Linked DNA regions of Homo sapiens: region 2 is linked to region 1. The links are chromatin loops, found by intact Hi-C in ENCODE. Cell type or tissue: dorsolateral prefrontal cortex. All regions are shown on one strand. Each heading gives the region's core, and the rest is flanking DNA. Links, peaks and the distances in the headings are about the cores only.

Region 1 (8,018 bases), core at 1,866-6,865:
TTTTTTTTTTTTTTTTTTTTTTTTTTTTGTAGAGACAGGGTCTATGTTGCCTAGGCTGGTCTCAAACTCCTGGGCTCAAGCGATCCTCCCACCTTGGCTTTTCAAAGTGCTAGGATTACAGGCGTGAGCCACCGCACCCACCCAAGGCCTTTCTGTTTCTGTCCTATTTAGGATGCAGCTCAAAGTGGCTGTTGGGACACCACAGAATCAGAATACGGAGGCTCCTATTGTTTCAAATGTAGCTGTCTTTGCTCCATCTAGGAGCACAGTGAGGCCTTATGACATGTGCTGTGGCTCCCAGCACCAGTTTAGGTACTTGGAGTGCAGCAGGGAAGAAAATAACTTGGCTGCTCTGCACGCTGGGGGCTTCACTCAGCGGCATCTAGACAGACACATAATTGGCCGGGCGTGGCGGCTCACGCCTGTAATCCCAAAACCTGGGAGGCCGAGGCAGGCCGATCACTTGAGGTCAGGAGTTCGAGACCAGCCTGGCCAACATGGTGAAACCCTGTCTCTACTAAAAATACAAATATTAGGCCGGGTGCCGTGGCTCACACCTGTAATCCCAGCACTTTGGGAGGCTGAGATGGGCAGATCACCTGAGGTCAGAAGTTTGAGACCAGACTGACCAACAGGGAGAAACCCCGTCTCTATTAAAAGTACAAAATTAGCTGGGCGTGGTGGTGCATGCCTGTAATCCCAGCTACTTGGAAGGCTGAGGCAGGAAAATCACTTGAACCTGGGAGGTAGAGGCGGAGGCGGAGGTTGCACTGAGCTGAGATCGTGCCATTGCACTCCAGCCTGGGCAACAAAAGTGAAACTCCATCTCAAAAAAAAAAAAAAAAATTAGCCAGGTGTGGTGGCAGGTGCCTGTAATCCCAGCTACTTGGTAGGCTGAGGCAGGAGAATCACTTGAACCCAGGAGGCGGAGGTTGCAGTGAGCCGAGATCGCGCCATTGCACTCCAGCCTGGGTGACAGAGCAAGACCCTGTCTCAAAAAAAATTGAAATTAACGTTTAAAAAAAAAGACACCTAATTGTAATCAAATTGTATGGAGCATTAGAAACTGGAGAGAGTTATAGGGAAAGGAACAGGGGCTTGGAACACACCTCATGGAAAGCCAGGAACAAGTTCCAGCTATGGGTATGGAGAAATGAGGGCAGGAGGGTCACATGAAGGTTCTTCTAGTGACTTCCCAGCTTGGTCATCTCTGCTGCCCTCACCGTGTCAGCTGTCCTTGGAGCCGCAGTCATGTGGTCTGGTTTGTACACTGGCATGGGGCCCTCTCCTCTGGCAGAGACACGCCATGTTGGTTCCTCTAACTTCCACGTGGACTTTACTCCATTTTCCCAAGCATCAGCTCACCCACCTGCTGCTTTCTCCCTCAGAGCACTCTGCACTGAGGCTGGTGCTTCTTTATGAACTAACCCAGCTCCCTAGAGCGGTGACAAGTGCTGCCACCAGGAGTGCCCCAAAGGCCATGGCAGACCTGGGCAAATTCCCTGAACATGTCAGAGGGATGACTGCTCTGGAAAGGTGCCGGCCCAACCTCCAGCCTGTAAATCCCCCACAGTAAGAGGGTAAGCCAGGAGCTGCACTGAGGTCTGTTAACAAGGGGAAAGAGAAAGGTTTGTCACTGTTTTTAAGTCTGCAGCTTTAAGACAAGAGCCCTTAGCACAAGCAGGGTTTGGGCCCTGAAAGGTTTCCTGCCGAGCTTGCACTTCTATTTGCAAGGTGTTTAATGGTTTGGTCTGAAAACACTCTGGAGGAAAACACTGTCCTCCTCAAGACTTATCCAGCCCCTCACACAGCTCTGGGCCAGCCAAGAGGGCCCAGCCCAGTCTGTGACAGGAGATAGGTGCCCCAGCCAAAGCCCTGCATCCTGACAATGACTATGCAAAAGGGAATGGCTGGCTTCAAACACACTCTCGCCGTTCATCTCCAAGACAGAAATGTGCACAAGCTTAGTCTAGTCCCCTCAGCTTTTAGCATCTGAGAAAGCATCCATTCCTAACCTTAGAACTAGACAGGACCTGTGAAGCTATCCTGCAAACCTCTGCATCCTCTGGTCCCACGGATGGGCCTGGCTTCCTACCATAAGTAGTGGGATGCTGCATAACCCAAAAGATCTATGTGGGTTCCAAACAGCCTACCTTGAAATTTCAAACGAAAGTTTATATATAGGTGCATTTTTATGGAAATGGGTACTACAACTCAGGATATTCACAGAGGGTCCATGGGACCAACCCTGCTCTCGACAGTTTGCAGTGCAAGGCTCCGCACCAAGTACCACCTACCCAGCCAGACCCTGGACATCACTCCCCACCACAGGTCCTGTTAACTCGGAGAACCATTCAGCAAATCACTTCTTCACACTCCATGGAATCTACACTGCTGTTATTCCCACCCACACATTCCGTCGACCCCTAGCGGATGAGCTGTGCTCCTCCACAGGCTGAGTGTAGGGGCTGTGTTGCAGAAAGTGAAGAGACATCCCTGCCCTCCTGGGAGACACAATTCAATGGTCATATGAATGAGTGACATGCTGTCACTGAGGGCCACTGGGATCCACAGGGAGACACAAGTGCTAGGTATGGCACAAGTGTTGGGGTGGCCTCCTGAGCGATTCACATTCCCAGCCTATATTCACAGATGTTAGGTCCTGCAGGACAGGGCCACCAGGCTATTCAGCCACACCATAACCCTAGCTTTAATTAAAATAGCAACTGGGGACCGGACGTGGTGGCTCACGCCTGTAGTCCTAGCACTTTGGGAGGTCGAGGTTGGCAGATCACGAGGTCAGGAGTTCAAGACCAGGCTGGCCAACATGGTGAAACTCCATCTCTACTAAAAATACAAAAATTAGCCAGGCCTGGTGGCAGGCGCCGTAATCCCAGCTGCTCAGGAGGCTGAGGCAGGAGAATCACTTAAGCCCGGGAGACGGAGGTTGCAGTGAACTGAGATTGTGCCATTGCACTCCAGCCTGGGTGACGAAGCAAGACTCCGTCTCAAACAAACAAATAAATAAATAAATAAATAAAATAGCAACTGGGGGCAGGGCATGGTGGCTCACGCCTATAATCCCAGCACTTTGGGAGGCTAAGGTGGGTAGATTGCTTGAGTCCAGGAATTCAAGATCAGCCAGGGTAACATGGCAAAATCCCATTTCCACAAAAAAATACAAAAACTATTCAGGCGTGGGGGCGGGTGCCTATAGTCCCAGCTACTCGGGAGGCCGAGATGGAAGGATCACCTGAGCCTGGGAGACAGATGTTGCAGTGAGCCAAGATTGCGCTCCAGCCTGGCAATAGAGTGAGACCCTGCCTTAAATTAAAAAAAAAAAAAAAAAAAAAAAAAAAAAGAACCAGGAACAATTCCTTTGAAAAATCCCACCCCAATCTCCAACCTCATTAATCTCACAGCTTCTGGTCTTTCAGTTCTGTTCTGAGATTCCCCCAGATCTGGCAGTCAGTCACCATCAGGAGAAAGGCGCTCTGTCCTAGGTCACCTGATCAGTAATGGAAACTCAGTCTCCTCCTCTCAGTGCAGAAGAGTGAGCAGCAGCAGACCAGACCCTTGAGGCCAACCATGGACCTGATGGGATGAGGACAGACGAGAGGCCACAGCCCAGAGGGGCTCCTGGGTGGCTGCAGAGCCATGCCAGTGCCAGACAAGGATGGGTACAGGGAGGGTACTACTGCCTGGACTCCTGCCAGAGAAACATAGCTGCCAGCATCCCTGGGGCAAGCTCCAGGACCCAAGACTGTTAGGGTGGGAGTTTGGATGGAGGAAATGTGATCCTGGGCACTAACAAACAGAATGCGTAGGTCAGGAAAGAATGCTACATGCTGAACAACAGCTTAGGAGCCTTTTTCAGCAAAACTCAGATTCCTGTCCTCCTTTAATATCCACTAGGTGGCGCTGGGTTGCCTCAAGTTCTGAGCTCCTCCGCAGCCTGCAGATCACACAACAGGCAGTCCAAGGTTTTGTCTCCTTTCAACTTTCCAGCACGATTCAAACCTAAGAAATCATAGTCCATTCTTCCTTTAGAAATATAAAGTCAACGAGCCGGGCACGGTGCTCACGCCTGTCATCCCAGCATTTTGGGAGGCCGAGCCGGGCGGATCTACAAGGTCAGGAGTTCGAGACCAGCCTGGCCAATATGGTGAAACCCCATCTCTACTAAAAATACAAAAATTAGCCAGGCATGGTGATGTGCACCTGTAGTCCCAGCTACTCGGGAGGCTGAGGCAGAAGAATGCACTCCAGCCTGGGCAACAGAAGGATATTCCATCTCAAAAAAAAAAAAAAAAAAGAAGAAGAAAAAGAAATATAAAGTCAATGGTTTGGTTTTTATTTAAACAAATTTTTAAGAGACAGGGTCTCACCATGTTGCTGGGGCTGGAGTACAGTGGCTACTCAGACACCAGCATAGAGCACTACAAGCTCGAACTCCTGGGCTCAAGTGATCCCCCAACCTTGGCCTCGCCTGTGAGATGGGACTACAGGAGCACACCACCGCACCAGCTTGGTTTTTATTTTAATTCCAAGTTAGCCTGATTTTTGTTTGTAATCTAATCCGAGTTGAGGCATACACTCAGAATAAGGGAACAATGTCCAAGGAAGAGACTGGATACCAGGCAATTCAAAGCCAGAGGGTAGTAATTCTCTCAACACAGAGAAAACATTAGTGTGATAACAATGAATCAAAGACAGGGTCAGACTACATGACCACAAAGGTCCCATTCTGCAACACAGAAGGGGCCAGAAAACAAAGCAATCACCTGGCAAGGGCTGATGTTCTCTCACACCTGGGGAGGCTCAGTCCCCAGGGTCACCAAGAGACAAACAAATGCTAGTTGCAACTTATATCACAAAAGACAAATCACTCTCCCATGTTTAAGGACTTATATCTCCCGATAGAAGAATGAACAAGGGATCTGAGCAGCGAGCTCACAGAAAAGACAGGTGGTTCAAACATGTGAAGAGATGCATCAGTGCATCACAATAAAGCTACACAGAGATCCCATTCCCCACTTGTTATACTGGTTAAGATCCACAATTTCACGAGACTCGATGTTGGCAAAGCTCGGGGGAAGAGGCATCTCGTGTGTTGCTGGTGGGACAGAGGTACAAACCCCTGAGAAGGAAACACAACATTACAAATGCCATTTTCCCTATTAGTAATGCCTTTAGGAATTTATCTTATAGATACAGAGGCGCACATACAAAATAACACAGGTAAATGGTTAGCACTGGAAGGCTGGAACAAACTCAATGGTGGGGGCAGTTGCGGCTCACTAGGCAGCCAAAAAAAGAATTAAAAAGTATTTTTTAAATTTTATTTATTTTTTATTTTACTTTTGTTTTTTAATTTTTATTATTATTTTTGAGATGACATCTAGTTCTGTCACCCAGGCTGGAGTGCAGTGGCGCCATCTCAGCTCACTGCAACCTCTGCCTCCTAGATTTAAGTGATTCTTCTGCCTCAGCCTCCTGAGTAGCTGGGACTACAGGCATGCACCACCACGCCCGGCTAATTTTTTGTATTTTTAGTAGACAGCGGGTTTCACCATGTTAGCCAGGCTGGTCTCGAACTCCTGACCTCGTGCTCCACCCGCCTCAGCCTGGCAAAGTGTTGGGATCACAGGTGTGAGCCACCGCGCCCGGCCTTTTTTTTTTCATTTTTGATACGCGGTCTGGCTCTGTTGCTGGGGCCAGAGTACAATGGTACAACCATGGCTCACCATAATCTTGATTTCCTAGGCTTAAGTGACCCTCCCACCTCAGCCTCCTGAGTAGCTGAGACTACACTTGTGCCACCACACTCAGATATTTTTTAAAAATTTTTTGTAGAAATGCGATCTCACATTGTTGTTCAGGCTGATCTTGCACTTCTGACCTCAAGAAATCCGCCCCTCAGCCTCCCAAAGTGCTGGGATTACAGGCGTGAGTCACCACGCCCGGCCTGCTTGTCCACATTTAATAAAGGTGATGCTCAGCCAATACAATCAGAACAACTGTGAGGTTTTCATGGTATCCTCAAGGCTTGCTGCCCTCACACAGTCAGTGTCGCAAACCCCAACTCTCTCAGACTGAGAGGAGACAGCTGGCCCCAGCCTCACCCACTGAGCCTCAATTTCCTCTTGAGTGACTGGAGTCAGTGACACCCACCTAGTGAAGGTGGCCCAGCACTTGGTGTTGCGTCATGCTCAGTAAAATGGCATTTTGCATCTGTTTGATTTAAAAACACTTTCGGACTCTCATGTATAACTTCGGGCTCGTTTTCTGTTTTAAGAGGAGTCTGGAGGTGGTGGTTCCAGCAGAGTGCATGCTACTCAGCAAAGGGGTTTAAAAAAGCAAAGGTACTCAGGGGTTTGTACCTCTGTCCCACCAGCAACACACGAGATGCCTCTTCCCCCGAGCTTTGCCAACATCGAGTCTCGTGAAATTGTGGATCTTAACCAGTATAACAGGTGGGGAATGGGATCTCTGTGTAGCTTTATTGTGATGCACTGATGCATCTCTTCACATGTTTGAACCACCTGTCTTTTCTGTGAGCTCACTGCTCAGATCCCTTGTTCATTCTTCTATTGGGAAATATAAGTCCTTAAACATAGGAGAGTGATTTGTCTTTTGTGATGTAAGTTCCAGCAGAGTGCACCCTACTCAGCAAACCATTTAAAAAACAGCCACTGGCCGGGCGCGGTGCTCACGCCAGTAATCCCAACACTTTGGGAGGCCGAGGCGGGTGGATCACCTGAAGTCGGGAGACCACCCTGACCAACATGCAGAAACCCCGTCTCTACTAAAAATACACAACTAGCCGGGTGTGGTGGCGCATGCCTGTAATCCCAGCTACTCGGGAGGCTGAGGCAGGAGAATCTCTTAAACCCAGGAGGCAGAGGTTGCTGTGAGCCGAGATCGTGCCGCTGCACTCTAGCCTGGGCAACAAAAGCAAAACTCCATCTCAAAAAAAAGAAATAAATAGAAATAGAAATAAAAAATAAACAAAAAAAAACGGCCACCAAGGTCACTTCTTTCAAGAGCAGCCACATGACCATCCCTTCCCAGTCCTCTCCGGCCCTAACCTCAGGGAACCCTGATGCTCACACCCCAGGAGAACAGTGGTCAGTACCGGGGAGCCCTACCTGTTGACGCTGCTCCTCAGGCCCAGGCAGGCTGGCCCATAAGAAGGAGGTTAATAAGCACACCCACCTGTCTTACCTGTCATAAGCTTCCTTGAGGTCCCTGGCCAGCTTGCACTTGGGCAGGATGTGATGGAATGGGGACTGAGGACCTTCATTTCCTACAAGAATCACAACACAAGATTTACAGCTCCCGGGTTCAAGCGATTCTCCTGCCTCAGCCTTCCAAGTAGCTGGGATTACAGGCGCCCGCCACCATGTCTGGCTAATTTTTTTGTATTTTTGGTAGAGACAGGTATTCACCATGTTGGCCAGGCTGGTCTCGAACTCCTGTCCTCAAGTGATCCATCCACCTTGGCCTCCCAAACTGCTGGGATTATAAGCATGAGCCACCACGCCTGGCCTAGACCTGCTAATTTTAAAATTTTTTGTCTGGGATTACAGGTGTGAGCTACCACATCCAGCCAAAAAGTCTTTTATTCATCCTTTTTCATAAATTTCTAAAAATATATACATAGACTTAAAATAAAATTTCTTTTTACTTCCTGTGATAAAGTCACAGACTCTAAAAAGATAACGTTTAAAAAAACAAAACTTTTGGATTGTTATTATCACAATTATAATTAGTATATAATTGGCCAAAACAGAAACATATTATAAATTTTGACAGGTAACCGGGCGCGGTGGCTCACACCTGTAATCCCAGCACTTTGGGAGGCCGAGGCAGGCGGATCACAAGGTCAGGAGATCAAGACCATCCTGGCTAACACGGTGAAAACCCCGTCCCTACTAAAAATACAAAAAATTAGCCGGGCGTGGTGGCGGGCGCCTGTAGTCCCAGCTACTCGGGAGGCTGAGGCAGAAGAATGG
Region 2 (8,018 bases), core at 1,827-6,826, 250 kb after region 1:
AAAATACAAAATTAGCCAGGCGTGGTGGCGCATGCCCGTAATCCCAGCTACTTGGGACACTGAGGCAGGAGAATCGCTTGAACCCGGGAGGCGGACGTTGCAGTGAGCTGAGATCGCGCCACAGCACTCCAGCCTGGGCGACAGAGCGAGACTCTATCTCAAAAAAAAAAAAAGGGCAAGAAGACTCAAAACAGTCCACGTGTTATTAGTGGAAGCAGAAGCATGAAGTTCCATTTTCTTCTTTGCATGTTCAGGAATGTCTACAGGGATGTAACAGTTATGGTCCCGTGGAACGGTCTGTGTAAGTTAACCCACTGAAGGAGACGGGCATCACGGCTGAGGCCCTGAGGGGTGGAACTGACCACTGGGCAGTGTGTGTCCAGCAGGGTGATGGTCACGGCTGATGGCAGCCACATCGCCCCACGGTGGCCTGGGGCCTGGCATGGAGGTTCTGCCACCTTCCTGAGAGACACACCCTGCCAGGGGCTTCCTGGGCCATCCCAGCTGTTGGTGTCACTTTGGGCTGGGGCCTCCCCGGCCTCCACATCTGGCAGCCCCCTTAGCACTGATGTGCCCCTAGATAGGTCCTTCCTCCTCTCCCCCTCACACCTGTCGGGCAGGTGTGTCATCCAACTATGTTGCAACACGCTTCCTATTTGGAGTGGTCCACATAGCTCTGTAGCCAAAGCTGCCTCCGCAGGGCAGATGCCCCAGGAGTGATCCTGGTCCCCACAAAAGGCAGAGGCCTGGGGGAAGGGGAGCAGGGCCCTACCTCATATGCCCTGGCTCCAATATCAGGTCAGTGTGACTGTCACCATGGCCATGGATGACCTGACGGCCTCTGCCCCCGGGACCCACCATTGGCTGGGCACCTGTGGTCAGGAGGACCCACCCACAGAGAGGTGGAGGGTGAACCACTCAGCCGCTGCGGGGCAGGGGCCCAAAGAAACGGGTGCTGTGTGTGGCCAGGCTCGGTGGCTCACACCTGTAATCCCAGCACTTTGGGAGGCTGAGGCGGGTGGATCACCTGAGGTCAAGAGTTCGAGACCAGCCTGGCCAACATGGTGAAACCCCGTCTCTACTAAAAATACAAAAATTAGGCCAGGCACAGTGGTTCACGCCTGTAATTTTAGCACTTTGGGAGGCCAAGGTGGGCGTATCACCTCAGGTCAGGAGCTCGAGACCAGCCTGGCCAACGTGGTGAAACCCCATCTCTACTAAAAATGCAAAAAATTAGCCAGGTATGGTGGCAGGCCCCTGTAATCTCGGCTACTGGGGAGGTTGGGGCAGGAGAATCACTTGAACCCAGGAGACAGAGGTTGCAGTGAGCCAAGATTGTGCCAAGGCACTCCAGCCTGGGCAACAGAGTGAGACTCCATCTCAAAAAAAAAAAAAAAAAAGAAAAAGAAATGAAACGGCTGCTGTGGCCACAGTGCTTGGTCCCCGCTGGCTCCGGGTCCATACTTGTCCCCTGGGGCAGGCCCCAGACCTGCCGTCACCCACGTCGCCTGCGCCCAGCCCCGTCCAGCAGACCTGACAGTCCCCACATCCCCGCTGGCCTCCAGGGGTCAAGGGTCAGGACGCCAAGGCCAACAGGAAAGCACTGGCAACAGGGCGGGGGCCTGGCCAGCCAGGCGGCCCAGAGGCGGTCCCCTCCATCCCAGGGTACTGTCCACACCTCCCAGTGTCCTGAGGGGAGTCCTCCTGCACTGCCTTTCTGAAGAGTTCTGACCCCAGGGTGTCCAGGGGCTGGGACTGGGGCCAGGTGGATACCAGGATGTGGTCAAGTAGGCCTGCCTGGAGGGTCCGGCCGCAGGGGCTGGGGAAGTAGGAGGGGAGGGCGGCCACCACTTCCCAACTCGGGAGCTGCTGACATCAGGGGACTGTTGGGCCTGGCCTGGCACCTGCCTCCCAGGAGACCTGAGTGCCCATCCTTGTCTTGGGCCAGCCTGTAGCCCTAGGCAAAGCAGGCACCTCCTTGTGCCAGTGTCCCCCTGGGCAAAGTGATCGTCCTGACCTGGCCTCACAGCCCCAGAGGTCCGTGTGTGACCCTCTCTGACAGGCCGGGTGGCGGGATGGAGCCCACGGCTGGCCATGGACCAGGTCTGGTGTCCCAGGCACATTGTGAGCACAGGGCAGGGCCTGCTGGCCTCCCCCAACCTCAGTGCTGTTTTCCCAAAAAGAGGTGGCATCCAAGTGCAGGGGCCATGCCCCGAGGGGCCTCGCGCTGACTTCGGGAAGTAGCAGGTGACGTCCCACCTCCCTGGGCAGCCTCAGGCCGCTTCCTGTCCTTGTTGGGGGGACTCCTGCCCCTGCCACACCGACCACAGTCCTTGTCCCTGCTGTTCCCTCACCTGAACGCCCTTCCCTGCCCTGACGGCCTCCATCCCACACGCCTCTCCGGGCGCTGCCGCCCCCCCGTTGGTGCTCATCTGTCCTTCTGCCCACTATCCCCAGCGGCCCCGATACCTGCACACCCCAGTGCCCAGCGGTTCCCCCTCGAGCTGGCAAGGGGACATTAAATGGGAGGTGAGGAAGTGCGGCCCCCAGCGGGCAGCTGCCTTTGCCCCGGCCCACCTGCGCCCCCGCCCACCTGTGCCCTCCGCCGCCTCCCTCTGCTTGGCTGTCCCAAGATGTCTCTCTCCACTGCCTAGGAACCCTGAGGCCGCGGCCAAGTTCTGAGCGTGTGACTGTGTGTGCTGGGCCCCAGGCCCCTTTGTCGCCGCGGCGTCTGTCGTGGCAAACAAAAGTGAACCGGATTAGCCACAGTGGATTAAAAGATTTACGTCTCAGAGTTTACCTAATAACCTAACAATCGTGTCAACGGGAGCTTTGAACCCCCAGGGCGCGCCTGCCAGGCCAACTGAGAGCTCAAGGCCTCTGTGGGCAGCAGGACGTGGTCGGGGGGAGGAGACGCAGCCACGGCTGTCCTCACACCCAGCTCGGCCCCTGCGGGCTCCTCTGGGCAGAACCTGGGGAAGGCACGGCCTCTAGCAGGAGGTGGAGGCCTTTGAAAGGGTGCAGGTGTTGGGACCAGGTACCCGGCCCAGGCCCCCAGCCGCGTCCACACACGTCGCACACGGCAGCAAGGACGCAAGCAGTGTGGAGGTGGCCGCGTCGGCGACGTATGGGCCCCGTGGTGCTGCGGTGCACGACCTCTGTGCTGTCACCCCACAGTGTCCGCTCCTGCACGTACACGCGTGCACGCGCACACACGTGCACACGCACACACACACAAGCACGCCCCGCTTTGATCTCTAAAGGAGAGTCCATTGACAAGCTCTTAATCGCAGCTGCCCTTGCAGGGCCTGTCCCTGAAGTCCCGAGTAATGGGATTTGGCGCTTCTGATCCATCGGGCTGGCCGCTTCCCGTGTCATAGGTGGACATTTTTTTTCTTTATATCGCTTCTGTTTCTTTTTTTTTTTTCTCCTCGAAAAAATGCTGCTTAAACGGCACCGACTTGACATGGCTTGTCTCCTAACCTTGGAGTGGCGGCCGGGACGCCGGCCTGGATCAGTCGGGGGTCTTTGATGCCGCCTCCATGTGAAACCTGACGTGGAAGACCCACCGGGGCGGTTTTGGGGTCCGAGGTCCGTCAGGATTCATCCTGCCTCACCCTGCTCCCTTTGTCTCTTCCCCTGACCCTTCCTCGGGACACCCGGAGAGGGTCTGAGGGTGAGGGTGCGGGCGCTGCGTGTGGGCTTGCACTCGAGGGTGGGGTGGGCCGAGGGCAGGGCCGCAGCCGCGAGAACAATGGGCAGAGGAGGCGCGTCCACCTGTCCGCCCGGCCGCCTGCCCGGCTTACCTCACCTGCCTGGCTCCGTGTGCCTGCTCACGCCCCACCGTCCCGCTGTCCGCCATGATGGGCTTGGCCGTCCGTCCGAGCACTTTCAGCCACTCTGGGAAGCAGGTCCCTGCTCTTGGCCACTGTGTGGCTGGGAGGCAGAAGCGTGACTCTGGGCTGCAGCTCGGGCTCCTGCCGCCGATTGGCTGAGGCAGGGACCAGATGACGGGCCTCAGAACCCTATGGTAGCCATGGCAACCAGCCCCTTTAGACACCGCCACCCCCGAGCCACTCCTGACTGCTGAGGGAGCAGGCGGCACTGCCCGTGGGCCCATGCCAGGGTCCCCTTGGAGGAACGAGGTGGGCATGGCTGCATGGTAGCTGTCCCCACAACAGCTGTTAAGCGTTTCCGTGTGTTTCATTCATGTCCAGTGTGTGGGGTCCTTGCCCCTCTCCTGGCCTGTCCGGGGCCACTCTGTGCCCTGCCTTACCCCCAGCAGAGGCAGAAGCACTGGCCTTGCAGCCCCTGCTGAGAGGAGGACTTCAGGTCAGGCTTGCCTCAGGGGCTGAAGGCCAGGCCCAGTCTGGTGGGAAAATAAAGGGTGGGAGCAGTGGAAGCGGGAGCAGGGAGAACTTCCCAGCCCCACTGGGCAGAGCCAAGCTCTCGCCCACCTCAGACGGCAAAGGCTGCCAGCTTTCTCTCCGCCCACAGTCCACTCCGCCACCCTCTCGTTAGCTGCGGCCTGTGGAATACGTGCACGTGCTCACACAGTCCCGTCTCACAAGCCCCCTGAGGCCCCTCCCGAGGCCTTGCTCCCTGGACCTTGGGTTCCCACTGGGCAGGACTCTGGGTCTTTGGCCACACTGAGGAGACCGTCTCGCCATCAGTCACACACCTGCGGCTGCACCCGCTCTCCCCTGGGCTGCAGTGCCCTCTTGCGTCCCAAGAACGCCTCTTCCCTCCAGGGCGCACCAGCATTGGCCCCTGGCAAAGCTTTCCCGTATGTCTGGAGACGAGGCTTCTCAACCGTCACCCGTGGACATCCTGGGCACTGCAGGGCACTGAGCATCCCCGGAACCACCCCCTGCCCCCAGCCCCGTGACAGCCAGAAACAGTGTTGGCTTGTCCACGCGCTCTGACAGCAGCACTGCCTGGCCAAGACCCCTTCGAAGGCTTCCCCTAAGCCCGGGAAGCTGAGTCCCACTTCCTGGCCCAGGCCCAGCACCCGATGAGCAGAATCTGGTGATGAACAGCTGCAGGACTGCAAGGAGCAAGCGAGAGCCTTGGGCTGCTGCAGCCCAGGGAGGCCACTACCAAGGCCATCAGAGGGACCCGGGATCCAGGGGAGCCTGGAGCATGGTCCATGGGGATCCACCTTCAAGAGAGCGACTTCGGGGCCAGTCCCAGGGAACCGGGCTTGGCATGGGCCTGGGCGCCGGGGGTCTCGGGCCGCGGCTGCTCCCCCAGGACTCTGGGCGCCGGGGGTCTCGGGCCGCGGCTGCTCCCCCAGGACTCTGGGCGCCGGGGGTCTCGGGCCGCGGCTGCTCCCCCAGGACTCTGGGCGCCGGGGGTCTCGGGCCGCGGCTGCTCCCCCAGGACTCTGGGTCCGGATCCAAGCTTCTTCGCACTGGCCTGGTTGTGAGCCGCCTGTCCCAGGATGGAACCCGGCCTTGAAGCCCTTCCCATGCCATGCTCAGAGCTACCAGCTTGTCTGGGGACAGGATGTGGGTAGGGACACCATCCCAGGACAGCAGGCAGTGGTTAGGGAGGATGGTCCAAGGCTGGAGCCCGCCTAGGGAGGGCTGCGGGGCGCTGCGGCAGAGGGAGCCAGGACCGCACGGGAGCCCAGGCTGCTGGGTGTGGCCATGTGGCCAGGGTTCCAGCTTGGGTGGCTGGTGGGTGTCAGAGGGACAGGGACTCAAGGGAGCCTGGGAGCCCCACACAATCCAGCCCGTGCCTGGGGCCAGCAGAGGGCTGGAGTTACAGACGGGCACTGGTGAGAGGGCGAGGGCGGCCAAGGACTGAAGGTGGAGGCGGAGCCCTAAGCAGGCCCGCGGGACACACAGTGGTCTCCCGGCAGCTCCCTTGGGCTCCCAGCACCCTGACGGGGGCACAGGACAGGAGCAGAGTTGCCAAGCGACCCAGAGGGCCCGCCCGCTCTCCATGCCCTTCCCTCCACTATCCTGCTGCTCTGTGCACCTGAGCAGGACTCAGGAAGCAGGCGAGACCCTTGGGGTCAGGGGTCAGACATGGACTTGTGACTGGGTGCCTCAGGCCAGCCTCACATCCACTCCACCCTACCCTTCCTGGCCTTGGCTTCCCCGTCTCTATGTGGAGTGATGGGGTCACTGACACCCCTTCCAGTCCTCCAGTTTTCTACCCCCAAGGGATCCCTGCCCATAGCCGTGAGGGTCCACCCCGGAGTCCACCCTCAGGTCCACAGCCCATTCTCTGCCCGACACCGCGGCTGACTGTTGTCATGGAAACACATGGCCTCTGCCAAGCCTGGGACACGCGTGGGGAACTCCTGGCCCCTGAGGGCTCCGAGAGGCTGGGGCTGGTGCAGGCCGGCCCAGGGCAGCTCTGCCTCCTGTGGGGTTGATCTTGCTCTGCACAGATCCCTCTCCCACTCCAGGTGCCTGAGGGTCTGCACGCCTCAGTGAGGGAGAACTGGCCGTTCTCAGAGACGGAGTCCAACACTTCAGGAAGGAGCCTGACAGGTGTGATTGGTGAGGATGGCAGAAGGAGGGTCTGGTGGCCCCAGCCCGGCCTGGCTCTGGAAGGGGTGGGGTGGGCATAGGGAGGGCAGGGAAGGGGTGGGGTGGGCGCGGGGAGGGCGGGGTGGGCGTGGGGAGGGCGGGGAGGGCGGGGAGGGGTGGCCAGCAGCCATTCCCAGGTTGGCTGCCCGGGCTCCCAGCTCAGTTCTCAGTTCCCCACACACATGTTGGAGCCGGTACAGTCCCTGGGACCCCTCCCCACAACCCAGAAGGCAGAATAGCATGCTGGATCCAGCTGCTGGGTCTGTCCCAGACCTGAGTCACGGTTTGGTCTTGAGGGATGGGTCCGGCATTTACGGAAGGCCTCTTACCTTTTTCTCAGTCAAGGACTTTTGTGGCCTCTGACCAGAAAGTTGTCAGGGCCCTGGCCACACCCAGACCCCACCTCAGTCTGGCCTGGCCTCCCCTGCGGGAGGACTAAACAGCCATGGGTTCCATCGAGGTGACTGGCAGAGGAGGTAACCTGCTGAGGCCAAATGCAGCTTCTCCCACTGGCCAGCTGGTAGCCTGGTCCCAAACCCACAACCCTGAGTCAACACAAGTCAGGACACACTGATAAGCACGTGCCACCATGGCCGACAGGGGGACCGAGGCCAGCGCCTACCAGCCCATTGCCAAGCCTGGCCCCTAACTTCTTGGGGCCCCCAGAGTCTGACCCAGGAAGCCCTACAGGCCTTGGCAGGAGCCCTGCTTACCGTGGGGCTTGGTTGGGGTGGGAAAGAGCAGGTGGTGAGTGAGGGGCAGCCACCGAGGCCTGAGTTGGGAGGTGCTGGACACACACACCATCAGGGAGTCAGGGGCAGGCCGAGGGGCTGGAGGGGGCTTGGCTTAAGTTCACAGCTGAACACGGGAACTGTGCAGGGCAGGGCGTGGCCACAACATCCCAACTCTGGCTAGAGCTGGGGCACGGAACAGCACTCATGCTGTGGGCAGCTGGGCTGAGCCTCATGGCCCCACAGAGCTGACTGAGCACTGTCTGTTTTTCATAAAGTGTTTTTTTTTTGAGACAGAGTTTTGCTCTTGTTGCCCAGGTGGAGTGCAATGGTGCAATCGTGGCTCACTGCAACCTCCACCTCCCGGGTTCAAGCAATTCGCCTGCTTCAGCCTCCCAAGTAGCTGGGATTACAGGTGTGCGCCACCACACCCGGCTAAATTTTTGTATTTAGTAGAGATGGGGGTTTCACTATGTTGTCCAGACTAGTCTTGAACTGCTAACCTCAGGTGATCTGCCTGCCTCAGCCTCCCAAAGTGCTGGGATTATAGGTGTAAGCCACAGTGCCCGGTATGATTTTTATTTATTTTTTTGAGACGGTGTCTCGCTCTGTCGCCCAGGCTAGAGTGCAGTGGTGCGATCTCCACTCACTGTAACCTCCACCTCCCGGGTTCATGCCATTCTCCTGCCTCAGCCTCCCGAGTAGCTGGGACTACAGGCACCTGCCACCATGCCCAGCTAAC

The links. A loop is a pair of places that touch in the nucleus more often than their neighbours do. Peaks named below come from ENCODE experiments on the same cell type or tissue, not always from the same donor. Only the 100,000 strongest peaks of a DNase experiment are listed, where the experiment ranks them.
Region 2: a loop joins it to region 1, with 2.8 times the contacts of the local background. A loop is called at or near these places in 67 of 110 quality-filtered maps.

Annotation. Positions count from the first base shown.
Region 1 is chr16:103,298-111,315 of GRCh38, forward strand. It overlaps NPRL3 (NPR3 like, GATOR1 complex subunit), which reads right to left. Exons shown (of 14, transcript NM_001077350.3): 7 at 7,228-7,309. Among named protein-coding and RNA genes, the nearest start is that of MPG, 29 kb to the left of the region's middle. RefSeq lists an enhancer at 3,459-8,018. In dorsolateral prefrontal cortex, for the core only: a CTCF peak has its summit at 3,907 (motif pointing right); a DNase peak (open chromatin) is centred at 3,944; H3K27ac peaks cover 829 bases.
Region 2 is chr16:357,608-365,625 of GRCh38, forward strand. No RefSeq gene overlaps it. Among named protein-coding and RNA genes, the nearest start is that of AXIN1, 8.9 kb to the left of the region's middle. RefSeq lists enhancers at 3,267-4,115, 4,116-4,963, 5,592-6,099, 6,100-6,606, 6,607-7,113. In dorsolateral prefrontal cortex, for the core only: CTCF peaks have their summits at 4,721 (motif pointing left) and 4,927; DNase peaks (open chromatin) are centred at 4,010 and 4,714; H3K4me3 peaks cover 1,998 bases; H3K27ac peaks cover 438 bases.